Regions from separate parts of the Homo sapiens genome. Here region 1 is linked to region 2. A link is a contact called in ENCODE Hi-C or POLR2A ChIA-PET data. All regions are on one chromosome and are shown on one strand. The core of a region is the stretch at or near the end of the contact, and the rest is flanking DNA. Distances in the headings are between cores, read along the strand shown. Region 1 has its middle 23 kb from the start of GALNTL5. Region 2 has its middle 21 kb from the start of CRYGN.

Region 1 (5,151 bases), core at 1,935-4,434, 470 kb before region 2:
AGACAGCTCCCCAGGGAGCTCAGGAGGAATTCCCAGCTCCTGCAGGGCTGAGCAGAGAGACCAGCTGGAGAATACACTTCCTTTTCCCTCTTCTTGTCTTCCACCTGGCCCTTATTTCCATTTCTGCTTTGTCTCCAGGCAGGTGCACACTCCACCTTTTCTCATTGATGTGATGGTCCCCACTCCTCTGTCCTGCCAGATTTAGGTCAGCTGTTCTGAGCACACGGCAAAGCAGCTTTAGACTCCTGCACTGTCGAAAAACACTCGCTGAGCCTGAGTAATTGCAAGGAAAACGGATGCATGCTGTCAGATCCTCCACTGCTATTTTCTCACACTGAAGTCTATTTTTCTTAGGTATCTAGATACCTTTAATTTCCATTTCTCTCACTCCTTTCTTGCCATCTGTTCATTTTATTATTGTTCCTTATTTATACATTAACATTAAATATACTCTTTTGAACGTATAATAATGACTTTCATAATTAAAACATTTAAATGGCTTATTCCTTCTTTCTTCGAACTATTTTTATCTACTTATTTATTTTGAGATGGAGTTTTACTCTGTTGCCCAGGCTGGAGTGCTGTGGTGCGATCTTCGCTCACTGCAACCTCTGCATCCTGGGTTCAAGTGATTCTCATGCCTCAGCATCCCAAGTCGCGGGATTACAGGCATGTGCCACCATGCCCAGCTAATTTTTGTATTTTTAGTAGAGACAGAGTTTTGCCATGTTGGCCAGGCTGGTCTCGAACTCCTGACCTCAGGTGATCTGCCTGCCTCAGCCTCCCAAAGTGCCGGGATTACAGGCATGAGCCACCGCACCCAGCCTCTTTCTTCTGATCTTCGTTCTCAGCTCTCACCAAACTGGCTTAGAGACTTCACTAGGAAGATGTGTCCTCCGCCATCCCAGAATTCTACAGGTAAGTCTTTCACCATCTTTATAGCCCAGTGGTCAAATAGCAGCTCGGGATCAGACAGGTGAGGCTGCATCAGTTTCACTTCCGCTCTGCAGTTCATTATCTGTGTGGCCTTGGGCAGCGTCCGGGACTTCTCTGATTTCCTGTAAACCAGGCTTGCTAATGCTGCCCCCATAAGATTGTTGTCATTTTAAAACAAGAAAATTCAGGCAATTCGTGTAACCTGGTGCTTGGCACATGGTGAAGGCTCGATTAATGGTGGCTACTGCTCCTTCCACCTGGCTGCCCACTGGGAGGACAGATGACAGGAAAGGAAAGAGCTCTGCTGACGGTCGGAAGGTAACGTAGTACCATCCTCTATGAGCAGTAAAGCTGAAGAAGCCCAGTATAATGAGCCAGCACTCCCCTTTTAGGATATTCTAGAAAAGTTCCCATATACAGACAAGGAGGCAAGGCCAAGTGTGTTCACCACAGCATTGTTTGTTATGAGGAAAAATGGAAATAACCTAAATGTCCCAGAATAAGAGAACTGGTAAATATGTTGTGATATTTATACAACCAATAGCATACAGAAGAGGAAAATGAATGAAACAGAAACACAAGGAAAAACTTCAAAAGTATAATATTGTGGGAGAAAAACAGATTGCAGAATAATACATGCAGTGTGACAGTAACTTCTTATAAAATTTCAAACATATAAAACAGCAGTGTGCATTGTATTGGCACACATACATGTAGAGAAGTATAAACATATGTATGGGAGTAATACAGATAAATTCAGAACCATGATTACTTTAGGGAGAGGATATATTTAGGGACCCTCAACTGTATCTATTTTACCTTTTTAAAGGATCTGAAGTAAATGTGGGGCAAAATGTTAAGATCTGATAAAGCTGGTTTGTGGGTGCATGGGTATTTTTATATTATTCTCTATATACATTTAAAAAGTCTGTAATATTTCATAACAAAAAAACTAATGGTCTTACATGTTGAAATAGTACTCACAGAAATTAATTCCTTATAACCTATAACATTCTTCATTGTATCTATTAAATATGATTGGTTTTGGCGGGGGGGCGGGGGGGCCGTGGTTCACACCTGTAATCCCAGCACTTTGGGAGGCCGAGGCAGGTGGAGTCAGGAGTTTGAGACCAGCCTGACCAACATGGTGAAACCCTGTCTCTACTAAAAATACAAAAATCAGCTGGGTGTGGTAGTGGGCGCCTGTAATCCCAGCTACTCAGGAGGCTGAGGCCGGAGAATCACTTGAACCCAGGAAGCGGAGGCTGCAGTGAGCCGAGATCACACCACTGCACTCCAGCCTGGGCAACAGAGCAAGCCTCTGTTAAAAAAAAAAAAAAAGACTGGTGTCTTTTATTTCATAGATGGTCCACAAGAGGGAGATCTAGAATAATTATGTGTAAGGAGAACAGCCTCCTAGGGCTTGTCGGGAGTGCTATGGAAACCAGGTGTCATCGGACAGTCCTACCGCCCTCTGGCAGGAGAGGCGATGCCCCTACCCCTTGTTCCCAAACCTACACAACAACTCCTTACGGCAAAGAGGACACATCACAGGGCGCAGTGACAATCTGAACCGTGTTGTGTTTTCTTGTTTTGTTTTGTTTGAGACGGAGTCTCGCTCTGTCGCCAGGCTGGAGTGCAGTGGCGCGATCTTGGCTCAGTGGAACCTCCGCCTCCCGGGTTCACGCCATTCTCCTGCCTCAGCCTCCCGAGTAGCTGGGATTACAGGCGCCCGCCACCACGCCCGGCTAATTTTTATATTTTTAGTAGAGACGGGGTTTCACCATGTTAGCCAGGATGGTCTCGATCTCTTGACCTTGTGATCCGCCCGTCTCTGCCTCCCAAAGTGCTGGGATTACAGGCGTGAGCCACCGCACCCGGCCTGAACAGTGTTTTAAAAAACACAATGTAACAAATTGTTGGCAGAGTAAGTAACACCCAGCAGCTAGAGGAAGGGAGTTGAGAGTGCAGGCAAACAGGCGCGACCCACGGGTGTCCCTGGCACCTATGGCGGGTGCTCCCTCCATTCCTTTGGGACGCTTCCTAAGGCGCTGTTTTTCTTGTTATTCTGTACACTTGATTCCCTCGAATTCTCAGGAAAATGCTGCCAGCGGCCAATTCACCAGTAAAGAGCTTTTATTACACAATCATATAATAAATATGACCTCAGAGCTGGCTTTTATCCAGGCTAATGCCCACAGAGAGGGGACCGTGTTCTGGCCACCTTTGGAGACTGGGCTTCCTATTGAGGGTTGGGAGCCTTCTCCTAAAGAACTAATCAACCAGAAACCAGAAGTGAGTCTTAGAAAACAGCAGGCACCACCCCTCTGATGTCATCTTTGAAAGAACCAAGAAAATCTTGCCTTTCAAGGATAGAGCTCTCTCCAGTGCAGCTCACAGGAAATTAAGCACTACGTTTCAATGAAGACGGGAGTGAGTGTAAATTCTGATTTCACCACCTACTAATTGCATGCCCTTGGGGAAGCGAATTAGCCTTGTTAAGTCTATTTCCTTTCTTTGTAAAACTAGGAAAATATTACTTACATCATGTGCAAGTTGCTCTAAGAGTGAAATGGACACTAGTAGAGTGGCACATTTCTTGATTCATTTTTAAGAACTGACGGTATACCAGGTCAAGAATTTGCTCCGCTCACACCTGTAATCCCAGCACTTTGGGAGGCAGAGGCAGGCGGATCACGAGGTCAGGAGATCGAGACCGTCCTGGCTAACACAGTGAAACCCCGTCTCTACTAAAAAAAATACAAAAAATTAGCCGGGCTTGGTGGCGGGCGCCTGTAGTCCCAGCTACTCGGGAGGCTGAGGCAGGAGAATGGCGTGAACCCGGGAGGCGGAGCTTGCAGTGAGCTGAGATCGCGCCACTGCACTCCAGCCTGGGCGACAGGGTGAGACTCTGTCTCAAAACAACAACAACAACAAAAAGAATTTGCTCCATAAATGTTAGTTTGTTTTTCCTTTCCCCTAAACAAGGGAGAAAGGAATTAGTTTCATGATGGCTGTCCTGTAGAAGAGATGATGAAAGGCTTTTGCGTTCATATTGGTGCCCCATCACTAACATTATTTGGAGAAAGATATTTCTTTGTATATATGTGTATACAAATATACAGTTATACAAATATACATTGTATGCAAATAACACACATATAAATATATGTTAGGTGTGTGTATGTTTATTATACTATACTCTGGTTTCCAAAAGGGATTTGCATCACTTTAAGAAAAAAAACAAGATAGTTAAAAATCATGCAGTCATTTAAATACTTTTATTCTCTGCTGGTGGGAGTGCCAATCAGCACAACATTTCTGAAATGCATTTTGTTATATCAAGAGTCTTAAAATGTTTATTTCGGACACTTCTAGAAATTTATTCTAAGTAAATATTAAAAATCAAAGGAAACTATGTTTTAAAATAGTTTATTACAAACATTATTTTAACAACAAAATTTGGAAACTTCCCATATGCTTAACAGTGAAGAGAAAAGGTAAATAAATAATTGGAAATGCTATAATATCCAGTGAAAAATCAGGAAATACACAAAAATTGTGTATACAGTATGATTGCAACTATGTATAGCTGTAGAGACACACACACAAAAAGACTGGAAATTATCACCTATAATTTCACCATTTCTTTGTGTGATTCAGTATTTTCAAATTTTGGAAGGTTACTTTCATAAAAGAAAATATAAACATAATATTAAAACAACAATAAAAAATAGTTTCTTTGAGAGAGGTAAGAAAAGATCAATGCCTTCCCAGATGTTGATCCCCCAGCCTGTTTCAGACGTCATCCTGTTTGAGCTAACCGCGGCATCTGACGCTGCAGACCATTCCTGCTTCCAGGAATCCTTTTCCAGTGATGTCTGCAGCCCTTGGCTGTGCGTGAAGAGTGCTGTGATTGATTGATAATGCCTGACATGGGCAACGGAGAGCAGGAGTGGGGCCATGTGCTCTACGCACTTGCCATCTTTGTTCTACGTTTCCCTTGATAATTGCCCTCATTCCCATGGCATCGCTTCTCATGCTCATGCCAATGATTCAAGCCTACATCCCTCTCTCACCTCCTTACCCACCTATTCCACTCCATCTAGTCTTGCTATCAGTCGTCTTGAACTTCACAGGTACAAACTGAACTTTCTTCCTTTTCTCTTCCTACTCAGAAACTTCCCCCTTTTCTCTCTTCCCCCATTATGTCAG
Region 2 (5,123 bases), core at 2,428-4,927:
AATCCGTGTGTCCCAGCCTCAAGGCTCAGAGTGACCTTGCTGCTGCTTAGCTCAACCCTGTCTAGTTAGTGGCCTTGATCAGTTTCCAGAGCCAGAAAGCTCTCTTAGCCATGGGGGCTTCTGGGGCTCTTTCCTTTGCCTGGGACACCCCTTCCCGAGACTTCTAACCCTTCAGATCTCAACATTGTCTCTTCCCAGGGGCTTCTAGGATGGCCTGAAGCACCCCTCTCTGTGAATCTATCCAAGCACTCATGTTTTATCATATGGTACAGCATGTGTCATAACTGATCATCACTTTTGTTCCTTGTATTGTGTATGTTGTGTATTACTCGACTAGATTTGGCTGGAGTGGAGACAGTGTCTCAGACATCTTTGATTCCAAGCTCCTCCTAGCACAGAGCCTATAAAATAGATACTTTCTACTGTGCCATTTTAATTTCCTTGTAGTTTGTGTGTGTGTGTGTGTGTGTGTGTGTGTGTGTGTATTTTAAGTTATTAGCAGTTGCCCTGGGAATTACAGTTAACATCTTACTTTATTATAACACTCTAGTTAAGATTCATACCAACTTAATTTCAATAGCATACAAAAGCTTGGCTCCAGTTCCTCTCTCATTTGTGCTGCTATTGTCATGCAAATGACATTTCTATATATTATATGCCCATCAGCACAGGCTTACAATTGGCTTATGAAGTTGCCTTTTAAATCAAATAGAGAAAAGAAGTTACAATTAAAAAATACATTGATGTTGTCTTTTCTACATGCTTATGTGGTTGCCTTTACAGGTGCCCATTATTACTCCTCATTAGGATTCAAGTTACTGTCTAGTGTCCTTTTCTTTCAGCCTGAAGGGCTCCTTTGGTATATCTTCTAGAGCAGGTCTGCCAGCAATGGGTTATCATGGGTTTTGTTTATCTGGGAATGTCTTCTTTATTTTTCAAGGATAGTCTTGTTGGGTATAAAAGTTGGGGGGAGAGTTTTGCTGTCAGCACTTCTACTTACCCAACTTATTCAGGTATTTCATGAGCAGCACTCAGCCTGGAGCCTGCAGGCTCTTGTGTAACCCCAGAAACATAATGGCTTCCCAGGCCCCCTGTGGGCATCTCATTTTCCAGTTTCTGTTAGCTTGTTGTTTGCCCCAGTGTCAACTAAATTGCTGCTGATTGTTTTGATAAACGTCCCCAGGGAGAAAGTGCTGGGTGAGCCTAGCTCAGAGTCAGGTCACAGGCTAGCTTGCAGGTGGAACCACCAGACCAGGCAAATGAGGTCACTGAGCTCCAACCCCAACTTGACCCTTCCTGTGGCTGCTAAGCTGCTGAGTTTTATGGGGATTGCTGCTGTTGCTTTCAAGGCTACCAGGGAGCTCAGGGGCAGAGGTTTGGAGGGCTGTGAATAGGGCCAGTAAAAATGCCACAATGCTCACTGCTCTGAGGTTCAGCCAATTTCCTTCAACACTCCCTGGATTGTTATGAGCCTTTGGTTAATTTCCGGAGCTCTGGAAACGTTTATTTTTTTGGACAGTTTTTGCCAGTGTTCTCATTAGGTTCCTGGGGTCCTTACTGCACAGTTCCTGATGGTGTGGCTGCTGAATGAATGAGCAGAGGCGCCTTTGTAGGGCACCACCTTCTGGACAGGTTCTTTTGAATTTAGCCTGCACCTGTTGCTGTGTGATTAAAATTCCCCACCATGTATACAGTGCATTGTGCTGCCATTTGACCTGTCGTTATTGAGTCCACCTGACACCAGCTCCCAACAAAGAAGGGCTGCTCCTGCTCAGTGCCCTCTGCCATTGTTAATACAAACAGACTGAGATTGCAGCTGTACCCAGAGGTCTGAAAGTCACTCAGATGCCCCAGAATGTGCTGCTGCCTCATAGCAATGCTTGTAGAGGTCTGGGCTCTCAGGGGAATATCTGTAGTGCCTGCAGGCTGCTGCCCCAGTCTAAGAGGTGTGCACACTGCTGCCTTGCCCCTGTGCCAGAGCCTCCTCAGCAGAGCCTGAGGTTCCAGGAGGTGTGTGTGCTCGCAGAAGCCTCTGGATGCTGTGGTTACTCCGGTTGCCCACACTGCCTAGCAATCCTTGAACCAGGATGCCTTCAAAGCATTCCTTGGGAGATTCCAGAACCATTCCACCTCGTTACCCTCCCCCAAGAAGGGGATGTTTTATATAAAGAAAAAAAACAATTTTTGTGTTGCCCATCCTCCCTACCTCAATGACTTCCTAGAGGGCAACAGAATGGCCAGGTGAGAGCTGCTGTGGGGTTAGAACTGGAAAGAATCAGATCTAATTTAACATCCTTGTTTTCAGATCATGGAACCCGAGGTCCAGAGAGGTCAAGGGGCAGCTACTTGATCCCCCACTTAGTCTGTGTTTCCACCACACCACATTGGGACATAGCCCATGAGCCTGTCCACAGGGAACCCCAGTCAGAGCTTCATCCCCAGTCAGGGACAAAGACTTGGAACATTCCGGTCCTGGCCCCCTCTACAGCTAATAAAAACCTTTGGGCAACTCCTTTATATTTTGTGATCTTCTTTTATTTTAAAACTTCCCTTCACCAGGGATCGTTGTCACAGCCAAAAGTATGAAAACCCTGGATGTTTCCAAAGTGCTATAGAAGCACCAAGCCACAGTCCTGAGGACGGGTGTGCTAACCTCAGACTGCCAGCTGGAGCTCTCACCTGGTGTCAGGGTCCCCGTGAGTTTCTGCAGCTTCACGAGTGCCCATGATTGTGTATCTCCAGCAGCAGTCGGTGCTGTGGGTGGCTCCGGAATCCTGCAGTGCTGCCATCTTATTCCTGGGCTACACATCCAAAGCAATACGGAACACCACGACTTACCCCAGCAAACGAGTTTACCAAATCCGAGAAAAAATATTTCATTCCAGTCTGGCCCAAGGCATCAAGAACAGTATGATCTACTAAGAACTACCAACACAGTGATCCGAGGATTGCAGGCCCGCCCTCGTTCTCATGTCCAGCATGCTGAAGGTTGCCTGTGCGGTGTCACTATTGGTCCCCAGAGCTCAGTCCCACACCTGCCCAGCCAGACCCTGTGGCAGCGCAGCAGATTGTGTCCTGGCCAGGGAGGCTGCTGACCTGCCCAGTCAGCTTCTGAGCGGTGGGACCTCAGCTCCTCATCTGCAAAGGAGAGAGTCGCCTGGGAGATGACTCTGAAGGTCCCCCCGGGTCCCACATCTGCCACAATCTAGGAAACAGTCTTGGATTCGTAGTTTCACAAGAAATAGCACAGGATTCGGGAAATATTGTGGCCTCAGCAGCCAAGACCTTTCACCCAGTTCCTCCTACTGCCCAAGAAAGCCCCGGGCAGAGCTGTGCCTCCTGATTTATTCCCTACAAGAACACAACAGCCAGCTGGCAGGCTCCTGCGAGGAGAGAGCCTCTGCCTGCACCGCGTGGCTGCCGCCTGGCGTTCTGTATATCCCTCCACTCCCCTCCTGCTCCCATCATCATCAGATCAGCAAGGAATTCAAGTACATCAGCACAGGACTCTGTGGCTGCCTTACGGGGCGCGGTTGACGAGGGTGATATGTGCTGAACTTTACCCTAAAAGGCTCAAGCAGGAGGACAGCAGGGAGTTACAACTGGAGCAGCGGAAGGTCACATTCCTTAGCTCTGACGTCGGGATTTTTATTATCCCATAACAGAAATCGTTCCAAGGCGCAACCTTTTCTGTGTCTGGGGCATTGTTGTAAAGTTGTAGAATGACAGTAACAGCTCTAAGCCAGCGCAGCCGCCTGGCTCGGCAGTTACCACATATTGGCTTGTATCAGAGTGACCTGGATGGCTCGCTGACACAGGCTGGCTTCCCCCGCACAGTCCCTGATTGCAGAGGCCCCGTCAGGTGCAGGACATCTGCATGTCTTCCAAGTTCCAGGGACGCTGCTGCTGCTGCTGCTGCGAGCTCAGGGGCTGCATTTTGAGAAGCACTGGCTTGGACAATAATGGCACAGGGCTCTTATTGTCCAGATTAGGAGGGAGCACGGGCCGGAGTGACAGGACTGTGGGACCGCAGAGGTGGCCAGGCCACTCACCACCCCCTGGGGACTTGGACTGAGGGGGGCTGTGGGTTGAGTTGCCTCCCGGCAAAAGGCATGTTGAAGTCTTCATTCCCAGTACCTGTGAATGTGACTCTATTTGGAAATAGGGTCATTACCAACGAACAAAGTTAAAGTGAGCACATACTGGATTAGAGCAGACCCTAAACCAATGGCTGGTGTCCTTAGAACAGTGGTCCCCAACCTTTTTGGCACCAGGGACCAGTTTCATGGAAGACAATTTTTCCACGGACTGGAGTTGAGGGGATGGTTTCAGGATGAAACTGTTCCATCTTAGATCATGAGGCATTAGTTAGAGTCTCATCAGGAGCATGCAACCTAGGTCCCTCGCACGCACAGTTCATAATAGGGTTCGTACTCCCATGAGAATCTGAAGCCACCGCTGCTCTGACAGGAGGCAGAGCTCAGCTGGTAATGCTTGCTCGCCCCCTGCTCACCTCCTGCTGTATGGCCCAGTTCCTAACAAGCCACAGACCAGACCAGTCCATGGCCTGGGGGTTGGGATCCCTGCCTTATAAGAAAAATAAATTTGGGGCCGGGCACGGTGGCTCACGCCTGTAATCCCAGCACTTTGGGAGGCCGAGGCGGGCGGATCATGAGGTCAGGAGATCGAGACCATCCTTGCTAACACGGTGAAACCCCGTCTCTACTAAAAATACAAAAAAATTAGCCGGGCGTGGTGGCGGGTGCCTGTAGTCCCAGCTACTCGGGAGGCTGAGGCAGGAGAATGGTGTGAACCCGGGAGGTGGAGCTTGCAGTGAGCCGAGATGGCACCACTGCACTCCAGCCCAGGCAACAGAGTGAGACTCTGTCTCAAAAAAAAAAAAGGAAAAAAAAATGTAGACACAGAGAGGCAGAGACTGGTATACCAAGGACTGCCAGCACTTCCAGGAGCCAGGAGAGGCCTGGAGCAGATTCCCCTCTGAGCCTCCAAGAAGAAACCAACCCCCCAACACCTTGGTTTCAGACTTCCGGCCCCCAGAACAAGAGAATACGTTGCTATTGTTGTAAGCCACCCAGTCTGGGTTACTTTGTTATGGCAGCCCC

What was found. A loop is a pair of places that touch in the nucleus more often than their neighbours do. ChIA-PET counts read pairs that join two places held with the same protein, here RNA polymerase II (POLR2A). Pooled maps may share reads with other maps.
Region 1: a map of PC-9 shows a loop between it and region 2 (10-fold over the local background). The contact joins two enhancer-like sites. A Hi-C loop is called at or near these places in 1 of 168 maps with a recorded cell type or tissue (PC-9) and 7 of 50 pooled maps. POLR2A ChIA-PET finds 5 or more read pairs at or near these places in 1 of 52 experiments (activated CD4-positive, alpha-beta T cell).

What each region holds. Positions count from the first base shown.
Region 1 is chr7:151,930,609-151,935,759 of GRCh38, reverse strand. No RefSeq gene overlaps it. Among named protein-coding and RNA genes, the nearest start is that of GALNTL5, 23 kb to the left of the region's middle. RefSeq lists enhancers at 2,287-2,336, 2,357-2,456. Within about 2 kb of position 3,184, at least 11 of the 41 ENCODE cell types and tissues checked have a DNase peak (open chromatin) inside an H3K27ac peak, as active enhancers do.
Region 2 is chr7:151,458,570-151,463,692 of GRCh38, reverse strand. No RefSeq gene overlaps it. Among named protein-coding and RNA genes, the nearest start is that of CRYGN, 21 kb to the right of the region's middle. RefSeq lists enhancers at 820-1,371, 2,472-3,139, 4,477-5,123. Within about 2 kb of position 3,677, at least 30 of the 41 ENCODE cell types and tissues checked have a DNase peak (open chromatin) inside an H3K27ac peak, as active enhancers do.